Regions from separate parts of the Homo sapiens genome. Here region 2 is linked to region 1. A link is a contact called in ENCODE Hi-C or POLR2A ChIA-PET data. All regions are on one chromosome and are shown on one strand. Each heading gives the region's core, a stretch centred on a gene start or an enhancer-like site at or near the end of the contact. The rest is flanking DNA. Distances are from core to core; before and after follow the strand shown.

Region 1 (6,175 bases), core at 2,640-5,139:
GTGACAGAGCAAGATCTTGTAGAAAGAAAGAAAGAGAGAAAGAGAGAGAGAAAGGAGAGAAGGAGAGAGAAAAAGAGAGAGAAAGGGAGGGAGGGAGGGAAGACAGGGAGGGAGGGAGGAAGGAAGGAAGGAGAAGGAAAGAAAGAAAAGAAAGAAAGAGAGAAAAAGAAAGAAGAGAAAGAAAGGAAGAAATAAAGAGAAAGAAAGGAAGGAAGGGAGGGAGAGAAGGGGAGAGAGGAAGGGAAGAGGAATTACTCTTCTGCCCACTGACAGATAAAGCAATCGAAACCCAAAGAAGGAAAGTGAGTCCTGTGATGTAACACAGCCAAGTCACAGCAGAGTTCATTGCTGAACTAGAGCTTCCCCGCTGGCTCCTGGGCCAAGCCCTTTCTATTCCCCCCCATGCTCATAGGCAGGGAAGTTGGAAAAAAGAAGCAATACGAGTAGGAATAATTTCTTCTGTTGCTTGAGAAAAGCCTGGTAGCAGCCCTAAGACATTAGAATATGATGAGACCGTTCATGACAAATGATGATCATTTGTGGGATATACTGTTTATGTAGTGTTTAGGGAAGAAATATTTGTTCTGCCATGTATGTGCATTACATTACATAAAAGGACAGGCAGGGAATCCCTCCTTTCCACACCCTGCCCTGTTTGGCACCAAACGCCTGTTCTGTTTTGAAAGGTTCGTAGATAACCAATCAGGGCTGTGTTATAGTGTGTCAGGACAGCAATACTAAAAAGCCATTTGCAAGTTCAAATATATTAAAGTTGTCTCTTTCCCACACATACAAAATGAGCAAAGCTTTCATTATTCATCAAATGAAAAAATTAAGCCCTGCAATTATCTGTCTATGGCCCCAGGATAGGCTGTGCATCATTTAATCAGATGTTACTACGTGAAGCCGCAGACTACGTCTGGCCACGAACAGACATAAAAGAAGGGCTAGTTGATCAAAAAAAGAACAAAACCAACTTCCAGGTCTTAATATCCAATGTTGCTTTGCCTGAAAACTTCTGAGCCTTAAAACTCAGCTGGAGTTTACAAGGAGGAAGGGAGATTCCAGAAGGTGATAACTGGGCCCCTGACACAAAAGCCAAATACAACAAAGCTAATGAAATCTTTCTCATAACCAAACTGGCAGGGCCCCCGCCTTGCTTTTTTTGAGAGGATCCATAGGGCTCTGTGTTTATATTTGAGGATTTGTCTGAAATCCTAGAGGCTTAGAGCTAGTGGGCAGAGCTTGGTGAGGCCCATGTGTCATCAAGGGCAGGAATTGGCACTCCTTGCTTTAGCTCAAATCCAGTCCTAGGCCAGGCGCGGTGGCTCACGCCTGTAATCCCAGCATTTTGGGAGGCCAAAGCGGGCAGATCACCTGAGGTCAGGAGTTCAAGACCAGCCTGACCAACATGGAGAAACCCTGTCTCTACTAAAAATACAAAATTAGCCGGTGTGGTGGCGAATGCCTGAAAACCCAGCTACTCGGGAGGCTGAGGCAGGAGAATCACTTGAACCTGGGAGGTGGAGGTTGCCATGAGCCAAAATCGTGCCATTGCACTCCAGCCTCGGCAACGAGAGAGAAACTCTGTCTAAAAAAAAAAAAAAATTCCAGTCCTGCAGGAAAGTGTAACGTGGATGTGTATGATGGGGACCCCCAGCAGTTCTCCCTTTCTCTGAGGGGCCTCCACGACCCCTGCCCAATTCCCTGAGGGTGCTGAGTTTCTGAGGGTCACACTCAAAAGAGATTTTTCTGGGCCGAGCGCGGTGGCTCACGCCTGTAATCTCAGCATTTTGGGAGGCCGAGGCAGATGGATCATGAGGTCAGAAGATGGAGACCATCCTGGCTAACATGGTGAAACCCCGTCTCTACTAAAAATACAAAAAATTAGCTGGGCGTGGTGGCGGGCACCTGTAGTCCCAGCTACTCCAGAGGCTGAGGCAGGAGAATGGCATGAACCCGGGGGGCAGGGCTTGCAGTGAGCCTAGATCGAGCCACTGCACTCCAGCCTGGGCAACAAAGAGAGACTCAGTCTCAAAAAAAAAAAAAAAAAAAAAGTCACAGATTTTTCTGTTTTAATTGCCATTTATTTAATATATAGAAGTTTTCAAAACAAGGGTCCCTGGATGAGGGTGGTAAGAAGGTTGGGGTCCTAGTCCAATGGGTTTAAGGTTCCTTTCACCTTGGAGCACCCAGGCTTGCTTGACCAGGGTGCCCACTGGCTGAGCACCTGCCTGGAATGGCCCAGTGGGGGTCTCCTCCTCCCTCCCAGGCCAGGGAGAGGGATGAAGCCGGGAAAGATGGCCCCCTCCCCCAGGAGAGCAGTGTCTGGCTCTTGGTGCAAGAGCACCTTCTCTCCCAGGTGCTGGAAAAGGTCGTATTTTACTGATTTTCCCCTTCTCCCCATTCCCTCCTTCCCCTATCTGTAGGAGGCTTGCAGGTGTCCAGCTGTCCTTTCGCAGTAGACACATGGTGGTCTCAGGAGCTAACATCGGCCCTTCTACAAGCCAGGGGGACACCAAACACTTGCCTGTCAATCGAGCTCCACTCAGCTGGGTTCAGACAAGCTCAGGGGCTACCCCAGGCTCAGCAGTGCCGACTATAGCCTTGTGCAGTTACTGCTGCACACACGTGAGGACACACAGGAAGGGTACGCATTTGACACAAGCTTCCCATGGAAATACCTTCTCAAACCTGGAGCAGGGTGAGAATGTTGCAGCCCTGGGCCCCTCCTGGGTCAGAAGCTGGCTCAGCCCAGCGTTCACAGAGGCCAGCCTCCCAGAGCCTGAGAAGAGGCCTGCACCAGGCGTGGGCACAGAAGGATGCAGATTGTGCAACAGGAGCCAAGGGCTGGAGAGGCATTCTGGCGAGAGATTTGGAAAGCTTCTGGAACAGGGTGAAACATTCATCAGGTGACCCAGGGGATAGGCTCTCCAGGAAGGAGGCCCAGCTCCAGCAGTAGCCAGAGTTCTGGGCATGTTAGGACGGTGAGGTCCTAGCACGCGGGGGGCGGGGGGCACAGGACAAGGTGTGCGGCAGTGCAGGAAGCCAGCTGAGGCACCCTGACCCTCAGGCCATGCCCTTCTGCTCCTGTGCAGGGGACAGCAGAGGGGAGCTTGGGGACTGACATCTCAAAGGCCTGGTCCCCTCCTTGCTCTCGCAGCCAGTCCTTGCTCTAGGACAGTGACCCATGTCTGCAGCCCGACCCAGCCCACCCACAGAGCCCGGCGTCCCAGAGCTGCTGGGGTGCACGGTGGTCGGGAGGTGAGTGGCTGGGCAGTCCTCCGCAGGGCTGCTGCCAGGTATCAGCCTCGGAGGTTTCCCGGAAACAGAGCCAACGCCCCCCCAAGACCTGGGCAGACCGCATGAGCGTAGGGGTCAGGGGACCGGGTCCCCCAGAGGTGTCAGAAAAATGCTCCCAGGAGGAGGACGCCAGGCTGCTGAGGCCTGTGGCTGACACCAGGGGGCAGGGCGGGGCGGCGGGGACAGCGTCCGGAGGAGGGAGCCGCCCAGACCTAGCCCGGGTGGGGCGAACGAAGAGCGGGCGTGGTGGGCGCCTGCTAGCTCCGGCTCGCGGTGTTAGGCCTTGGGGACATCGCTCGGGGACAGGAGAGCCCCGGGCCCCCGCCGCCCCGAGCCGTGGCCGGGAAGGGGAACACAGTCCATGCGTGCGGCGCCCGACAGCCTCTCCCCGCACGCCCGAGCCCCAGTGCAGGCGGCGGCCCGGCCCCTTTGTGCCTGGAGTGTCACGCGCGGGCGCTCCTGCCGCCGCGCCTGGGAGAGGCCTCCGGCACCCCGGGCCCCTTTCCAAGCACAACAGCAGCCCTGCCGCGGCCCCGCGCTGACCCACTTTCCCTCCTGCCTCCTCAGCCCGAGGCCGAGAATCCAGCGGCCGCCGCCAAGCAGGTGCGAGCCGTCGGGCGGGGCGCGCGGGAGGCGGAGAGGATGGGCCCCTGAACCACCCCGCGCGCCCCACCTCAGCCTCCCGGGGCGAGCCAGGTTTCCGGGGCGGGGGCCGCGAGGAGGAGGAGGAGGGCAAGGCGGGGGAACGGGAGGGAGAGGACCCGGGGAGGGGGAGGGGGAGGCGGAGGGGAAGGGGGAGGCGGAGGGGGAGGGGCAGAAGAAGGGGGCAAGGAGGGCAGAGAGATGAGCGAGAAAGAAAGGAGGGGTGCGGGAAAGGAGGAGAGGAAGGAGCGGTGGGAGGAGGAGGAGGGGTGCGGGAGAGAAGGGCTGAGGGAGAGGCGGAGGGAAACCGCACCCCTGCCTCTTTCCTGGGCCGAGGCCAGCCGGGGAGGAAATGTTGAAATGGGCGAAGTGCACATCCGCCTCCAGGCCTAAGGGGTGTAGGGGTCAGGCCGCACCGACCCCGCCCTTCCCAGCCCTTCCTGCCAGACCTCTGCCTCCGATGGGCGAGCCCGGTTGCTGGGAGGCGGTTCGCTGTGGAGCCTGGACCCTCTCCACAGTTCAGCCCGCCGGAGGCGTGTGCGCTTCCAGATGAGAGCACTTGTTCACTGAATGACCGTGCGTACTTGGGGGGACATCTGGCCCCAGAACCTCCAGGAGCAGGGTGGCTAATGCTGAGTGCCGTGGCCTGGCACTGGGAAGCGCCGGTCCTCAGTCCCTTTCCCTGCTCCTGGGCATCCCAGGCCCCTTGGGGCGTTCTTACACTGCCTGAGTTAGACCTGGAAGAGTCCCCTGTGCCAGGGCAGGGGCTTTGCCTGCTTGGTCCTTGTTCACCCCTGTGTATAGCTACTACCTATTACCTACCCACCTGTCCACAAGTGTCAGTGCCTGATGTAGGAAGTTACAGTAATTCACAAATAAATCTATCACAAAGGGACATGGATACTCACACTTCCTTCTTACCCCTACTTCCAGGCAGCCATTGTTAATGGGTGCGTGTGTACAGTTCTGGGCACATACCAACATGCACGGATGCATGTTAACCTGCTTTGTATGGAAGAAACGGGGTCAGGATATCATAAAAAGAATTAATGGGTAATCAGTATTCATCAAATGCCAAGATCTAGTTCTGAGCACTTTGCAAATATTAATTTAATCACCACGAACCTCAGTAAAGTTTATTACTATTACTCGCATTTTTCAGATGAGGCGCCTAAGGCACAGAGAGGTTAAGTAGCCTGCCCAGGATCACACAGCTACTAAGTACAGAAGTCAGAATTTGAGCCTGACTCCAGAGCTCATAAGGTTAACAACGAGGCCTCCCACTTTTATATGCGTATTATTCCATGAATTACTGTTTACACTAAGAATATGTTCTTTTCTGCAACCAATGGAAGATTCCTAGAAGAGGAACTACTGGCTATGTGGCATTGAGATTTTTCTTTTTTCTTTTTTTTTCTGAGATGGAGTCTAGCTCTGTCGCCCAGGCTGGAGTGCAGTGGCACGATCTCAGCTCACTGCAACCTCCGCCTCCTGGGTTCAAGCGGTTCTCCTGCCTCAGCCTCCCAAATATCTGGGATTACAGGCCTGCCACTATGCCCAGCTGATTTTTGTATTTTAAGTAGAGATAGGGTTTCACTGTGTTGGCCAGGCTGGTCTTGAACTCCTCACATTGTGATCCACCCGCCTCGGCCTCCCAAAGTTCTGGGATTACAAGCGTGAGCCACCGCGCCTGGCCGTGTGTTTGAGATTCCTAGAGACATTAGTAAAACCCTCCAAAAGAGTGGGGACCTTACACCAGCCTGCCGGTTCAAGCTCCATACTGGACCTCCACCTCCCCAACCCCCACCCCCACCCCACCAGAAAAGGACCCTCCATCCCCTTCAGGTCATAGAGTGAGGAAGAGGGAAGCTTCAACAGGCCCAGATGGCCCTGGTAATGGGCACGGTGACATTTGGGCAGAGAACCCCAGGGCCCTGCATCTGCAGACCTGGGACAGGCAGAGAATGTCCAATGGGGGTGCTAGTGGCATTGCCTGGCCATGACTCTGTCCAGCTGTGGCATCATGTCCCATGGCCAAAGTGTCCAAGCAAGCCTGCTTCTGCCATTGACCTAGGGAGGCCTCTTGACACCTGCTCATTTTCCAAGCCTGTTCCTCCTGCATCCTCAAGATTCGGAGTGCCCTCCAAAATAAGATCTTTTTCTGTAGTTGTTACTATGGGTTAAGAACCCTCCTGTCTGATACATACAACTGATTACAAACTTTTAATTT
Region 2 (6,175 bases), core at 2,638-5,137, 87 kb after region 1:
CACCCAGCCGCATTCTTTTCATGTTAGTGTGGAGTCTTGGTATTTTTGAATGGCATAATATTCCACCGTGCAGATGGTGCCTCATCACACCCGGGCATCCCCGTCACCCCAGGGTGCAGGCTGTGCTGTTGGGAGGTTTGGAAAGGAGAGGAACCCAAGGGTAGGCTCCAAACAACACTCGGGCCAGGGAGGGCTCTCTCTTCTCCATTTGGGGTGTTTCTTGTTGATTTGTTTCCTTGTTTGTGGGAGCCTTGAGCAGGACTGGGGGCTTGCAGGAAGGCATGGGCGGCATGGGCAGAGCAGTCTTGCTCGTTTTGTTTGTGTGAAAGCTGCGCTCCTGGAGGCAGACCCCCAGGTGGCTGGAGGCCCTGAGGTCTGGAGCTCCCTTTTCTCCTTGCAGCCGAGTTGGCCCGGGCTGAGGCTCTAAGTCAGAGCCGTCCATGCATCAACTGCAAGAGAAAGGGAGAGTGTGGGGGCCCTGGGCTGGAGCAGAGACAGAAGGACCAAGCTCTGGGAGAAGTTGTGGCCTGGGTGCTGGCCGCCCCTGGAAGGAGTGCAGCTGGGGGCCCCTGGATGATAGCCCTCCTCCAGGGCACTATGATTACAACTCGGTGTTTGTTCATGCCCCCACCCAGGCCCCAGAGCCTGCCTGGCCTGGCTCCTGCTATGTGGGGTCAGATGCGAGGATGCTGAGCCCTGACCAGGAAGAAGGCAGTGGGGCACACCCACCCAGCCCACCACCCACCCTCTGCTGTCACGTGTCTGCCAGCCAAGAGGAGGCCCACAATGCGGCTTTGTGTGGCAGCTGGCTCTGAGCACACGCAGAGTGTCTGGGGCAGTCCTGGCCAGCAGTGCCAGCCCTGGAAGCCAGAGATGCCAGGTCGCGGAGGGAGGATCCACCCCGCCCAACCCCTCCAGGGCCTGGGGCCAGGCGCTCTCCAGGAAACACCTGGGCTGGCCAGGCTTCTTCAGGGGTCACCCAGGACCCCTGGAGGCTGTGTCTGGGGAACAGGAAACTTTCAGCGGAGGCCTGGCTGTCAGTCCCCAACTAGTAGGGCCTGTGGGGTACCCTGGGACCGCCAGGCCACCGGTTGGACCAACTCAGCCTGCCTTGGGATTCCTAACAGAGCTCCCTGGTCCTGGGTGAAATGAGAAAAAAGAGGACAGCTTTGCCCATGTCTGTAATGCTGAATGTTTCTATTATTTTTAATATGAGTTTTTTGAAATGTTAAAACATCCTTTTTAAATGAAATTATTATAGTGCCTAGAGATTGTTTTTATGACAACATCCTTAATCGGCAAAATTAAAAGTCTCCAACTCTATTTTCAGCCTGTATAAAAATGTGGCTCCTGAAGCCCCCAAACATCGACCCCTCGGTGCTGGCTGGGCTGGCTGGGCGCCTCGTGCAGGCGCAGCTGGGCAGCCGTGGGGAACAGTTGGTGGGCAGCAGCCGGGAAGTCACGTCTGGAGGGCCCTGTGTGGGATGCCTCAGAGTTTCCCAGAGCTGGGTGGGGGTGGGGGCTCTCCTGAGCTGGGACCTTCTCCCATCTGGACCAGGGATGGCATTGACTCTCCCTTCCCTGCCCCTCCCCACCCCCACTGCCTTTGTTCACCTTGAGAACGCACACTTGTGCAGCCCTGCACAGCTCCCCTGCAGCCTGTGTGGGGCAAGGGCAGGGCCCTGGTGTCCAGCCCGGCTCTCAGGAACACCCTTGGCGATGCTGGGCAGGAAGCCCCTCCTCAGCTCCTCCCTTGGCAGATAAGGGTGGTGTCAATGGGCTCTCTACAGAGTCCGTCCTCTTTGGGTTGCCCTAGCATTGCTACAAACAGAGCATTCAGTAGGAAGGAACAGACCTTTTGCCCGAGTGACTTGGCCTGGATCTGAGAAAAACAGCCATCCTTCAGCCAGCAGGGACCATCCCCTGCTTCGTGGGGATGGCTGCTGTGTGTGGGCAGGCAGGGACAGCCCATCTGCCACGGCTGCCCAGTGGCGAGGTCCCTTGGGGACCCTGCCGAGAAGTGAGTGCAGGGCCTTACTGTGACCAGCTCACCAAGAGATGTTATCGGGCCTGAAGCAGGTCCCGAGGGGATTAGGCCATCTGGAGTGAGGGGCTGGCAGGGAAATTGCTTCTCGTTCACAGAAATGTTTAAGAAACAAATCCAGGAAAGGCCTGTTTTGGTTATTTTTTTTTTTGAATGACACAGTAACGTGTCAAACTTAATTTAAGAAACACCCTCAGATATTTTTATTTTTTTTTTGCATTGGATTTGCATTGAGATTTTTTAAAAATGCAAAAGGGCCTTTCTACTGGGCCTGAATCTTGCAAGATTTCTAACCCATTTCAGTCCTGTAAATAATTAGGTGCAATTGGTTGCTGAGACTGATTTTCCCAGACCCGTGGAGAAAGGCCCCAGCCGTGAGGGGCTCTGGGAACTTAGGGGACAGCACCTTATGGACACCCCTACTCAGGAAGGGATCATTGAAGAGATGCTTCTGGGCCTGGAACATTCTCCGCCATCTGGACCTTTCTGTATGCATAGAGGGGACCAGTGGGAACTGTGGGACAGAGGGAGGTCTGCACACCCTCCCTGGACACCATGAGGCCCATCTTGGGTCCCCTGAGTCCAGACCAGCCCCCAAGAAGCTCACAGTCTGGTAGGAAGCCGAGGAGGCAAACGAACAGGAACAGCCCTAAATAACTGCACAGTGCCCAGGCTGCCAGGAGAGTGTGTGGGCAGAGAAGGCTCCCAGAGCAGAAAAAGGATGCTCAAGGATGTATTCCAGGCCAGGGAGCAGCGTGTGCGGGGGCCGTGCGGAATGGCGCATTCTGCAAAATGCAATGTGGCGTCTGGCTGGGGGGCCACTCCGCACTCCCTGGCCTGGCTATGAGTCCAAGCCACCCAGGGGTGAGCTTCTGTAGAGCAGGAGTCCCTGGCTCTTCCCTGAGAGGGGACGTCATGGCCCCAGGTGTGGCTGGCAGAGGACCTGCAGGCTAGGGAAGAGGGCATGAGGTCGGCAGGTTAGAAGTGGCTGGGGAAGCACACGCAGGTCGCCTCTCTGTGGCAGTTGTCTCTTCTGTGAAGTTGAGACCGGTGGGGGAGATAAAGTACTAAGCACTGCAAATACAGAGATCCTTGGAGAAATCGAGTCACTGGAGTCTCCTCTAGGAATGGGGGGCTGCTGGGGTAGGGCCAGTTCCAGGCACGGAGGGGGCTGAGGGACACAGCAGGACAGGCTCCAGACCATCCCCAAGTGGCCTGAAGGTGACCTCGACCCCCTCAGCTGCCTTGTGTGTGTCCCTCCGGCCCTGGCCCAGAAAGGAGATGGTGCATGCCTGTTTCTAGACCTCTAGACCCCTCGTGGGGTCCCTGGGCTCTCTCTGCCAGGGACAAGCAGGGGCACCTTGCTCCCTTTACAACTCCCACTGTCCAGCGAGAGTTGGAGCTCGCTGAGTGCCACATGCCGTTAGGACCTAGGTGGGAGATGGGGGTGCCGAAGAGGGGATGGGGACTGTGGAGAAGTAGATGAAATTTCCCTAGGCTGGCTGGATGTGCCGCAAGTGTCTGAGCAGGGGCTAAGCCCACCCCCTTGAATCTCAGACGGAGCCACTGGGGCCCGGTGAGGCCCAACAATTGTCCCCAGAGCCTCAGAGTGCCTACAGGGCACAGTGGGAGGCAGCACTGAGCTGAAAGGAGCGTAATCTCTAAGCAGGTTTAACCTAAAATAGAGCCTGATAGCTCAATGACAGATGCTTAATTTGTCACAATATTTCTGTCATTATGCTGGGACAGATATTCTTGGTTTGTTCAAGAACAAGGTCTTTTTTTTTTTTTTTTTTTTTGAGTCATTATACAGCATAAAAGAGACCACACCCCAAACAAGATTGGGACAGCGCTGGGCCCCTGAGCCAAGCCAAGAGGAATCACCCCGCCCACACAACCACCCCGCCCACACAGCCTTCCCTTCCCGGAGCCACGAGCCACAACCAGGCCTACCTGGCTGGAAGAGGGGCTTCAGGGGCTGACTCCACCTGGGAGTGGGTGAGGGGAGGTGACCTCAAGCTCCTTTAAAGCCTTGCCTCTCAACTCCTCACTCCCAAATCCCTCCAAAGGAGATAAAATGACTCCTATAAAGATTAGAGATCATGCACCAGCATGAATGCATGTGAAAAGTGACAGGAACACAAATTCATGCGATGGGGGTCTCAGACTTTTGTCTACCACCAACTGAGAGTGATAAGGCCCAAGAGGGCCCCCTGCAGAGCTGCCTGCAAGAGATGTTGCTCTGCCTTCAAACGTCATGGGATGATGTGTGCTATTCAGCATACTCCTGTGTTTGTTTTCACTAGTTTGTAAAAGGCGTTTTCAAGCACTCACCATTGCCTGTGGAGTGTGGCTCACCCTCCCTGCCCACCCCAGAACACAGTTTGAGAACTAAGCTATTGAAGATGGACCCTTCCCCAAGCCCCAAGCCTAGCGCCTCTCCGTTTCTAGCCCAGCTAAGGGATGGGACCATAGCCCTGTAGCACTAGTGTGAGTGGGAGCCGGAGCCAGCCTGGCCTGCACCCCCACCCCCCAGCCAGGCACAGCCTGGAGTGGGAGGGCACCGCCTGAGAACCTGCAGGAGGAAGACCACTGGGGACGTCGCCAGAAATTGGCAGCCATGGAGACAGTGGCCCTTCCCCTCGGTGAGGCCCTGAATAGCCTTGCTAGTTCCTGCCCCCTGTATAGCCCACAAGGCCAGTCTCACCAGGGAAAATGGGACACTGCATCCCAGGCCCATGGGGACAGAGGGGTGCTGCCCGCTGGGCCTGGCTGGGCTGGCTGGGGTGGCTGCACCCAGGGGTCAGAGTTCATCTTCGGCCTTTCTCTGCAGGGTCAGGCCTGGGAGGTGCTGGCCACCACAGTCATAGTCCAACCAGCTCAGCCAGCAATGTCCAGAGTGACGCTGGCTTCATGCCACGGGACAAGGCCAGTGGTCAGGGTGGTGCCTTCCTGGGAAATGGCTCTTTTTTGGAGAGACAGCCATGATAGAATGACTTTGCAAGCTGGAAGGGCTGGGATGGGGCTGGGGTTGGGGTGGAGGTGGGGGCGAGGGTACTTAGAAAGCAATGAACAGCATCTGGTGGGGACTCACACCTGTGTTCACGCAGTGGGCACCTGTGGGCAGCTTGGCCAAATAGCCCCGAGAGACCAAGCAACTTTCCTGCCCAATGAAATGCAATCTGCTTTCTTCCTTTTCTCTAGTCATTATTTATTCATTTGAAAGATGCTTTTATGATAGAAATTCAGGGCTGCACACAGGCGTCTCTAATGAGGGCATTCGGGAGCAGAGAAGGGGACCAGGCATCCCCGCTGGGCGTGCTGGGAGAGGCTAACAGCCTTCACGCTTTGGAGAGCCCTCAGCCTGCTTCAAAGCTCCTAGCCTTTCTCAATTTCTCCTCCAAGGCATCACAGGGCAGCGGTGTGCGGATCAGATCCTACTTTTACAGGTTAGGTGGCTGAGGCCTCCATTCCCCGGGTTACAGAGACACCTGCCCGGAGGGAGCCCTGCTGGTGGCCTGCATCCTCTCCCTGGGTTCTGGCGCAGCTCACAGTCTGAAAATTACAACTCCCTGTTGTTGCTATGGTGACTGGTTGTGTTATTCTAGCCTACAGAGCTGTGTGCTCCACCTTGCCCAAGATGGTCTGTTTTTGCAGGAGAAAGTCTCTATCTCCAAGTCTCTCTCTGTGTGTGTGTGTGTGTGTGTGTGTGTGTGTGTGTGTGTGTGTGAGAGAGAGAGAGAGAGAGAGAGAGAAGAAAGGAGAGAGAGAGAAATGGGCACACTGCCCTTCCTGCTGCCCCAACCTTTTCCCTGGGCCCAGTGGACCTTCTGTCCCTGCCCAGCAGGCTGCCTGGGTCCCCAAGATACTGGCCCCATTCCTTTCATAGGACACCGACTCTGGGCCACAGGCACTGGCTGTGCAGGGGTCCTTCCTTTGTGTCTCCTTGTGAGGTCAGATCCCTGTGTCAGTGCACAAAGGGCACCCCGTTCTTGTTTCATTTGCAGACTACTCTGTGACATGGATGGACAGACCATCATCTATTTAACCAGGCTCTCTAGATGGACAGTTGGGCTGTTTCCAATCTCTGGTCATCACAAATCTGTGAAAAATAACCTTGAACATATGTCA

Evidence for each region. A loop is a pair of places that touch in the nucleus more often than their neighbours do. ChIA-PET counts read pairs that join two places held with the same protein, here RNA polymerase II (POLR2A). Pooled maps may share reads with other maps.
Region 2: a loop to region 1 is called in a map of heart left ventricle, with 3 times the contacts of the local background. The contact joins the enhancer-like site here to the promoter of LINC02352 in region 1. A Hi-C loop is called at or near these places in 19 of 168 maps with a recorded cell type or tissue (HepG2, IMR-90, OCI-LY7 and 9 more), 8 of 37 single-sample maps with no recorded cell type and 13 of 50 pooled maps. POLR2A ChIA-PET finds 5 or more read pairs at or near these places in 16 of 52 experiments (B cell, CD4-positive, alpha-beta memory T cell, GM10248 and 10 more).

What each region holds. Positions count from the first base shown.
Region 1 is chr15:31,212,132-31,218,306 of GRCh38, forward strand. It overlaps LINC02352 (long intergenic non-protein coding RNA 2352), which reads left to right and starts at 3,890. Exons shown (of 2, transcript NR_135834.1): 1 at 3,890-3,906. It overlaps LOC124903454 (a long non-coding RNA gene), which reads left to right and starts at 4,183. Exons shown (of 2, transcript XR_007064556.1): 1 at 4,183-4,998.
Region 2 is chr15:31,299,609-31,305,783 of GRCh38, forward strand. No RefSeq gene overlaps it. Among named protein-coding and RNA genes, the nearest start is that of KLF13, 24 kb to the right of the region's middle. RefSeq lists enhancers at 2,663-3,345, 3,582-3,884, 3,979-6,175. Within about 2 kb of position 3,888, at least 4 of the 41 ENCODE cell types and tissues checked have a DNase peak (open chromatin) inside an H3K27ac peak, as active enhancers do; they include OCI-LY7, where a contact is called at or near this core.